2 separate regions of the Homo sapiens genome follow, and region 2 is linked to region 1. Evidence: read pairs that join two places in POLR2A ChIA-PET (ENCODE). Cell type or tissue: A673. All regions are shown on one strand.

Region 1 (5,000 bases):
ACTTTGGGAGGCCGAGGCAGGTGGATCATTTGACGTTAGAAGTTCGAGACCACCCTGGCCAACACAGTAAAACTCTGTCTCCATAAAAAAAATACAAAAATTAGCCAGGTGTGGTGGCACACACCTGTGGTCCCAGTTATTGTGGAGGCTGAGGCAGGAGAGTCGCTTAAACCTGGGAGGTGGAGGTTGCAGTGAGCTGAGATCGCACTGCTGCACTCCAGTCTGGATGACAGAAGTAAGACCCTGTCTCAAAAAAAAAAAAAAAAAAAAAAAAAAGAAAAGAAAAATGAGGCATATACCATATATTAAATAACACTCTCATCAAGCTCATCAAGATCTGGAATAGCACCCTTTAATCAAAAACATATTTCTCAGGTTTTGCCACAAAATTAGGGCAGGTCAGGTTTTGCCTTCAAGTTACCAGTTTCAGAGCATTCTGGAGTGTGGAATTTCAGATGTGGGATTTGGGTCTGAATGATGAAAAATAACTCCTGTGTTATAACAAAATTATATCATTCGGAGTTGTTGCAATATATGCTTAAGTCTATAGGGTCATATTTTACTAGAGCATACACAAATCCATATAATAAGCGAAACAATTCTACTAAATTGTTTAACAATTCATTGTGTAAATTTCTGGTATGATATTCTGCTAGTTTCAGAGGAGCTACAAGTCAACATATACCCCTGGAATTTGAAATCTTTCCAAAATTAAATGGTGTAAATAAAGGTGACGAAATGTTTCAAAATATGGAAACAGTAGAAATGTTTGCATTACTTTATGTAATTATTTAAATAGTAGTGTATGGCATGAATTTACCACCTGGGTCTTGGAATGGCTATATACTTAACTGGAATGAAACACTAAAGTTGTTGAACATTTTATTTTTTTGAAGGCACATGTTTAACAGGTCATCAATCAAAAGATATATGTATGGCTTCCAATTATTCTTCTAATTATTGCAACCAAAAAAAATTAAGTCAGGATGTGAAAATCACATCAAGTTTTAAAAGTTAAGTAGTACTCCTTTAAAAATGTGTTACCTTCTCTTATTTTTTTAAGTCCATACTAATAATCAGCAAGAAAAGAAACATGTTGTTCAGAGCAAATATCTCCATAGAGGTAAGTGTTTCTACCTGGAAAAGAGTCTGGGATAAAACAAGCGGCCAGTCACGCTGCACAGTCTCCTAGGGTCACCTTATGGAGACTTCATTTAGGAGCTGAGGGAATATGCTTCCAGGGCCTCTTGAGGGCCCTCTCTCATACTCAGCTCAGCCTGACCACTGGGGCTCAAAGAACTAGGAAAGATGGAGAACAGAGGAGGAGGATATAGAAAGCAGGTTGTAAGAGTTGGCCCAGACTTGTTTACATGCAATTCCTGTTTTCTAAAATTGAAGGAAGGATTTGATTGGCTAGTATTGGCAAGTCTTTTGAGTTTTTTTTTAAAGGGTACTTTGTTAAGAAAAATAATAATACTATTTCTAAATGAAATTATTATGAGAATTTATTTAATTTTTCATTTTTATTTTTCCTTTGAAAATAAATGAATTAAGCAACAATCTTTTATTTCAGATAAAGAGTTGATTTGGGTTTTGGCTTAGTGTCTACAAACGTGTAGAAATTTGAGTGCGTTCTCTCAACAGGACCTCCAAACTACTTCTGGCCTGGAGCTGTACAACTCATGAATTGCTGTTCACTCAAACAAATACCTTAAAATTTTATATGCCACAGTTTACCTTTTAATGTTTTCTTCAGTGAGTTACTTCTTAAGTTAGTCTTCCCTCAAAAACTTATGCCTCCTTTTAGTCAGCACTATGAGACTTTTGGTGGGAAAAGGGGGAAAAAAACCTACTACTGTTACTAGAAGGCTCCAAAACTGAAAAGTACTTTCTAAACCATTTCTAAAATTACTCTACATTTCACTGGTTACTTAATATACAGTACTATGCAAACTCAAATGAAATATTTTTTTGACAAATAAAGTTTGTATATATTTAAGGGATATAATGTGATTATTTAATATATATATACTTTGTGAAATTATTACCACAATCAAGCTAATTAACATATCTATCACCTCACAGAGTTACCCTCTTTTGTGTATGTGGTGAGAATACTGAAGATCTACTCTCTTAGCAAATTTCAAGTACACAATGCATTATATAGCACTGTACCATGATCTCCAGAGATTATTCATCTTATGACCAAAAGTTTTTACCCTTTGACCAATTATCTCCTCATTCCCCCAACCACCCCCAACCACCTTCTACTCTGTTTCTGTGAGTAAGATTTTTAAAAATTCTACGTATAAATGGAATCATGCAGTATTTTTCTTTCTGCGTCTGGCTTATTTCGCTTAGCATAATGTCCTCCATGTTCATATATGTTGTTGCACATTGCAGGATTTCCTTTATTTTTTAAAGCTGAATTTTCCTCTGGGTGTGTGTGTGTGTGTGTGTGTGTGTGTGTATAAACATTTCCTCTGTCCATTCATTCATCAGAGGACACTTAGGTTGTTTCTATATCTTGGCTATTGTGAATAATGCTACAATGAACATGGAAGTGTAGACATGTCTTCAAGACAACGGTTTCATTTCCTTTTGATGTATACCCAGAAGTAGGATTGCTGGATCATATGGTAGTTCTATTTTTATTTTTTGAGGAAATTCCATACTGTTTTCCATAATAGCTATACCAATTTACATTTCCACCAATAGTGCACAAAGGTTCGCTTTTCTCTACATCCTTGCCAACACTTGTTGTCTTTTGACTTTCTGGTAATAGCCATCCTAACAGTTGTGATGTGATATCTCATTGTGGTTTTGATTTTCATTTCCCTAATGGTTAGCGGTGTTGAACACCTTTTTACTTATTGGCCACTTGCATGTGTTCTTTGGAAAAATGTCTTTTTAGGTCCTTTGCCCATTTTTTAAAAAAGTTATTGTGTTGTATGAGTTCCTTATATATTTTGGATATTAAACTCCTTACTGGATATACAGTTTATAAATAGTTTTTCCTATTCCACAAGTTGCCTTTCCATTTTGTTGTTTCCTTTGTTTTATGGCATTAGGTCTTTCTAACATTGTGTACTCCATTTTGAGTTGATTATTGTGCATGTTGTAAGACCAAGGTCCAATTTCATTCTTTTGCATGTGGATATCCTAAATAAAATATTTTTAAAACTGTGATTTTGATAATTCCAAGTTTAAATAAGAGGGAAAAGAATTAGGATCTCTGTTGGAATAACTTTTAGTTCTCTTCTTCAATTCAAATACATGTATATAATGAAAACATATATTTGAGTATTTGAGAGTAATAACAGTCTGTTTAACAAATGTAAGGCATCTGTGGAATTATTACAAGAAATTATCATTGTACTTAGCTTTAGACTGATTTACTGCATCTTCCTTAATCCTTAAGTTGCATATTCATTGCTGTATTTTCTTCTAACTGCTGTCACTTAAGTTGTCATGCAGAATAGGGCAAATCGGGGTCAGTTTATATAAGCGGCATCAATTTGAAGAACTTCATCAGTCTTCATTTCAAGGCATTATGCAAAGAAAACTGACATTAAGAGAGCCTTAACTGACAGCAAATGAAATCAATCAGCAAATCACTAAGCCATAATAAACTCACTCATTTGTAGATAACCCTTCCTTTTCCAGGTCTTCACCTAGGCAGTCCATCAAACACTGTTTTTTGTCCAAGTAGCTAAAATGAATAGCAATTCTGGTTATAGCACTTGAAAGTTCAACTGCTCACAGGCTTCGTTCTCTCAATAATAAGTATTAAAAGATATAATAGTTCTAGTTATATTTAAAAAGTGGCCTTAAAATGAACAAAAAGATAAAGCATCAAGTTTAGAATTTAGTTTTTGCCTCTTAACATTAATGACAAAGAAATTATGTTCACATCATGTCAGCAGCTTTTCTACTTAGGGCCACCTAGAACTCAGAGTTGTAACAAAAAACAAAATTCTGTACTGTACTTTGATACGTTTTGTCATTTTTGTTTTTTACTAATTGCATCTCAAACATTTCACATAAAAGCAAATACTGTCACCACTTGAGTTGGAATTTGAAATCATCCCAAAATTAAATGATGAAAAGGTGACAAAATGTTTCAAAATATGGAAACAGTAGTAATGTTTGCATTACTTTATATGATTATTTAAATAGTAGTATATGGCATGAATTTACCACCTGGGTCTTGGCAATGGCTGTATACTTAACTGGAAGGAAACACTAAAGTTGTTGAACATATTATTTTTTTGAAGGCACATGTTGAACAGGTCATCAATCAAAAACCTCCAAAAGTCAAAACACTAAAACCTTTCTCAATATAGTTGGGTCACCGTTCCTGACCTTAGGCCTTTTATAGTTCAGTCCAACTTAGCTTTTACTAATATAGCATTTTTTAATGTGAAAATCACCTTCACATGCACATTATCTCATCTGATCTCCCTACAGTCCTGTGAGCAAAAGCAAGACTGGCGTCACTGTCACCTTTTACAGATGAGGGAACAGTGGCTCTGTGCTGTTGAGTGACTTACCGAGGTGGTTAAATTACAGGGCCAGAACTTCAATCCAGGCATTCTGACTCTCCACACAAGCTTTTTCTAATACTACCTTGCTGACTCCTTCCCCAGAAAATGAAATTATTTCAACTTTTCCAAATACTATGCTGTTAAGAAAATAATTCCCATTCTAATCAACATAACTCAATGACATACAGTAAATTGCACAGACTTATGGTTGCCAATTTCCATATAATCTGATTTACTTTCTTGTCTTTTAAAGGGGTAAAAATATTAACCTGAAATTGAAAACTAAGCAATCTATATATACCTGACCAAGGGATGTTTATATGGCAAATATTTAAAGAAAAATTATTTCAAAAACATTTATTAGTGCGATTTAATTTTCTAAGTTCTTTCATACATGTTATAGGATCCTCATAATCACCCAAAGATGCACCAGACCAGGTAATATCACCTCCA
Region 2 (5,000 bases), 68 kb before region 1:
CTTTCGGCCCTACTGAGAGAAAAGATTTGATTTTTAGACTACCAAAACTTAATATTAACAACCAATTTATAGTTAATTTTTCCATTACATCATTAATAATAGTATTGTATAAAGACTACCTGGCATTAAAAAAGGGGCATCTGACAAGTAAAAGCGGAAAGGTCGACGCACATTCAAAAGTATGGAATTCAGCCTCTACTCATAAACATGCACTTATGGACAAACTCAACAATAATTATTCTGTAAATTTTTGTCATGTTACTGAGGCTTTCAGATGAAATACATTGTACTTGAATATATGTTTGGCTAAGAAATAAAATTTTAATCCTTTTTTGAAAAATGATCTAAGTATTTTGCACATTTTTTCTCACCTCCCAATATGTTCACTTCTAAGCATATAATCAGTTTTCATTTATTTGCACTCTGAAAATTTGAGTTATTTTAAAAATCAATGTTATATAAAGAAAAGGAAAAGTAATATAAACTACGCTGCCTTCGGAAACCTACATTTGTAAAGCTGTGTGATAAAGAGGCCACACACAAAACCTTAAAGATAGGGCTCTTTGTTACTGACATCCAAATGCAGATCCTTATAGTTACTAAGACAGAATTATGATTTCAATTCCAAGTATCCTATCAGTAATCAAAGCTGAAAAACTAATCACAAGATGGGGAATCCTAGCCTCCATCATCATGAACTAATCCCAGCAGATATTTCCCACTATTTCACACCAGGCAAAGCACAGTTAGACCATAACTTGCCATTCTGTGAATGTGAGAAGATGCTCCAAGCTTTCAAAGACAGGTCTCCAAGTAGCAGTGCTTTCGTGACATGCCTTCAAATCGCAGAAAATCTTTCTTTACATAAAGGCAAATTTGTTATATTGAACACTGCTCACTTCTTACCAGAAGTTCAAGGAAGGGAGAGATCTTGAATGAATTACTAAGTAATTAGGAAATTGCCCTGCATCAATTTTATTCATTAAGTCCAGCCACATTTTTCATCTAAATCTATCTAGAATCGAATCCTTTTCTATCTCCACTGTTACTGTCCTCACACAGATAATTCTCAATTCTTACTTGTACTGCTTTAATGTTCCTTATTATAATTTGTTATAAGTATACACACACACACATACACACACGTCTGTTTCCTCACTAAAGCTATAAGTCCCTGATAGAAAGCACCTTATCACATCTTATTAAAAATGTAATATAATATAGTGCAGCAAGGATTTGAGAGGATTCTGGAAAGATGGCAGAGTAGTAAGCACCAGGAACCAGCTAGACAACAATTGCACTGGCAGAATCTGTCTGATGAAAGCATTTTGGAATTCTGGAGTCTATTGAAGGCTTGCAACTTCCAGGGGAAGGCTTGGACAGTAAATTATGATTAATTTCAGTCAATTTTAGCTCTTAGCACAGCAGCAGCTATCCATCTCCCACTTCCAGCCCCATGACAGACACATGTGCAAATGTTCTTGGAACAGCTTGCACATAACTTGCAGGAGCCAGGGTAGGCAAAAAGAACCTTGTTCTCCAAATATCAGGATCTGTGCTCTGATTGTCGCTTCTTATCACAGAGGTACCAAAAGGCAGGTGACCATTATTGTTGCACCTCCCCACATTGCAACTCCCCCTCAGCTGAAGTGACATCCAGGGAATTTAAAGGGCCAGCATCCTTTCTTCCCTCCTCTTCATCTTTCTCTTTTCCCCCCTTTGGGACCAGACATTAAGAACTAAGATTTAAAAGCAACTACATATGTGAGGAAAATTAGAAAGTGACCACACAAGCCCAGGGAAAGGTGCAGATCCAGAAAAGACCTGAGAAGACCGTAAGTTTACATCTCAGGCTGATCCTTGACACACAGATAGCTACAGCAATTTTTTAAAAAATCAGAAAACCCTAGGGAAGGGAGAAAATCTGATTTCCAGAGTTACTATATTATTCTATTCAAATGTTCAGTTTTCAACAACAGCAAAAAAAATCACAAAGCATACAGAGAAACAGGAAACTATGGCTCATTCAAAGGAAAATAATAAATCAATAGAAAACTATCCCTGAAGAAGATTTGATGGCAGGTCTCTGAGACAAAGACATTACAACAACTGTCTTACAGATGCTCAGAGAACTAAAGAAAGATGTGAAGAAAATCAAGAAAACAATGTCTGAACAAAATGGAAATATCAATAAAGAGATAGAAAGCCTAGAAAGAAACAAACAACAACAAAAAAAGAAATTCTGGAGCTGAAAATTAAAATGACTGAAATGAAAAATTCACTACAGTGATTCAAAAGCAAATATGAGCAGGCAAAAAAAAAATCAACAAGCATGAAAACAGGACCACAGAAATTACTGAGGCTGAGATACAGAAAGAAAAATGATCGAAGAAAAGTGAACAGAGTCTAAGGGACCTGTGGGATAACAATAAGCAGAGCAACATATGCACTGTGGAGATCTAGAATGAAAAGAATGTACTTAAACATCAATAACAGAAGTAAAACTGTAAAGTTCACAAAATTGTGGAATTTAAACAACACACTCTTAAATAACCAATGGTCCAAAGAAGAAATCATGAGGAAAACTGGAAAATACTTAGAAATGAATGAAAATGAAAACACAACATATCAAAACTTATGAGATGCAGTGGAAGCAGTGCTAAGGGGGAAATTTATAGCTATAAATGCTTACATTAAGAAACAAGAAAGATCTCAAATCGACAACCTAACTTTACTACTTAAGAAACTAGAAAATAAAAAGCTAAACTGAAAGCTAGCAGAAGGAAGGGGGAAAAAAGATTAGAGAAGAGATAAACAAAATAAAGACTAAAAAAAAAAAAAGAAAGTAAGTAGAGGAAATCAATGAAACCAAAAGTTGGTTCTTTGAAAAGACCAACAAAATTGACAAACTTTTAGCTAGATAGGCAAGAAAAAAAGAAACTCAAATTACTAATATCAAAAGAGAAAGTGGGGATATTAGTACCAGTTCCACAGGGGGAAAAAAGGGATTGTAAGAGTACTATGAACAATTGTACCGACAAATTGAATGCCCTCGATGAAACAGACAATTCCCTAGAAACATAAAACCTACCAGGACTAACTAACAAATTAGTTAAAAAAAAGGAAAAGATCTATAACTAGTAAACAGATTGACTCAGTAATCAAAAACCTTTCAACAAGAGAAGCCTAGGACCAAATGGCTTCACTGATAAATTCTACCAAACATTTAAAGAAGAATTAACATTAGTCCTCCTCAAACTCTTCCAAAAAAATTGAAAAGGGAACACTTCCAAATAAATTTTATGAGGCCAGCATTATCCTGTTACTAAAGCCAGACAAATGTATCACAAGAAAAGAAAACTATAGGTCAATATCCCCAGTGAATATAGACCCAAAAATCCTCAACAAAATACAAGCAACTGAATTCAACAGCACAATAAAATGACCAAACACCATAACTAAGTGGGTTTACCCCAGGATGCAAGGAGAGCTCAACATACAAAAGCCAATTTATGTGATACACCACAGTAACAGAATGAAGGCTAAAAATCACATGATCATCTCGATACACGCATACAAGCATTTGATTAAATTTAATACTGCTTCCTAATTTAAAACTCTCAACAAACTAGGAATAGAAGGAAATCACCCTAACACAATAAAGGTCATATATATGAAAGGCCCGGAGCATATATCTTACTCAATGGTGAAAGAATGAAAGCTTTCTCTTTATGATCAGGAACAAGGCAAACCTGACTCCTTTCACCACTTGCATTCAACATAGTACTGGAAGGCCTAGCAAAGGAAATTAGGCAAGAAAAAGAAAAGGCACTCAGATTGGAAAAGAAGAAGTGAAATTATCTTTCTTTGCAGATGATATGCTCTTACATGTAGAAAACCCTAAAGATTCCACACAAAATACTGTAAGAAATAATAAATGAATTCAGCAAAGTAGGAGGCCACAAAGTCAACACAAAAAAATCAGTTACATTTCCATACCCTAACAATAAATGATATGAAAAGCAAATTACAAAAACAATTCCATTTAAATAGCATCAAAAAGAATAAAATACCTAGGCATTAAATTAACCAAGGAGGTGGAAACATTTGTATAATGGATACTACAAAACATTGCTGAAAGACATTAAAAACATGAAGAAATGGAAACATATCTCATGTTAATGGATTAGAAGACTTAATATTCTTAAGATGTCAATACCACTCAAGGCAATCTACAGAGTCGATGCACTCCCTATCAAAATCCCAATGAAATTCTTTGCAGAAATAGCAAAATCTGGCCGCGCGCGGTGGCTCATGCCTGTAATCCCAGCACTTTGAGAGGCCAAGGCAGGTGGATCACCTGAGGTTGGGAGTTCAAGACCAGCCTGACCAACATGGAGAAACCCCGTCTCTACTAAAAGTACAAAATTAGCCGGGCTTGGTGGTGCATGCCTGTAGTCCCACCTACTTGGGAGGCTGAGGCAGGAGAATCACTTGAACCCAGCAGACCGAGGTTGCAGTGAGCTGAGATCACGCCATTGTACTCCAGCCTGGGAAACACAGCGAGACTCTGTCTCTAAAAAAACAAAGCAAAATCCATCTTAAAACTCATATATAATCTCAAGGGACTGGAAATACCCAAAACAAGATTGAAAAAAGGAGAACAAAGTTGGAGGACTCATTCATCCTGATTTCAAAACTTACTACTAAGCTACAGTATTCAAAACAGTGTGTACTGGCATAAAGACAGATATAGAGACCAATAGAACAGAATAGAGAGCTCAGAAGTAAAGCATCAGATAATGGTCAAATGAGTTTTGACAAGGATGTCAACACCATTTAATGGGGAAAAAATACGTCTTTTCAACAAACAGTGCTAGGAGAACTGCATGTCCACATGCAAAAGAATGAAGTTGAAGAAGTTCACTGAAGAAAGAATGAAGAACACTATGTACACAAATTAAATCAAAATGGATCAAGGACCTAATGTAAGACCAAAA

Evidence for each region. ChIA-PET counts read pairs that join two places held together with the same protein. Peaks named below come from ENCODE experiments on the same cell type or tissue, not always from the same donor. Only the 100,000 strongest peaks of a DNase experiment are listed, where the experiment ranks them.
Region 2: POLR2A ChIA-PET joins it to region 1 with 5 read pairs; 3 of 35 experiments call an interaction of 5 or more read pairs at or near these places.

The regions. Positions count from the first base shown.
Region 1 is chr9:15,884,226-15,889,225 of GRCh38, reverse strand. All of the region lies in intron 24 of CCDC171 (coiled-coil domain containing 171), which reads right to left. Among named protein-coding and RNA genes, the nearest start is that of CCDC171, 330 kb to the right of the region's middle. In A673, no CTCF peak of the experiment used is centred here; no DNase peak of the experiment used is centred here; H3K4me3 peaks cover 4,053 bases; H3K27ac peaks cover 2,170 bases.
Region 2 is chr9:15,951,993-15,956,992 of GRCh38, reverse strand. The region is part of intron 25 of CCDC171 (coiled-coil domain containing 171); the gene reads right to left. Among named protein-coding and RNA genes, the nearest start is that of LINC03041, 320 kb to the left of the region's middle. In A673, no CTCF peak of the experiment used is centred here; no DNase peak of the experiment used is centred here.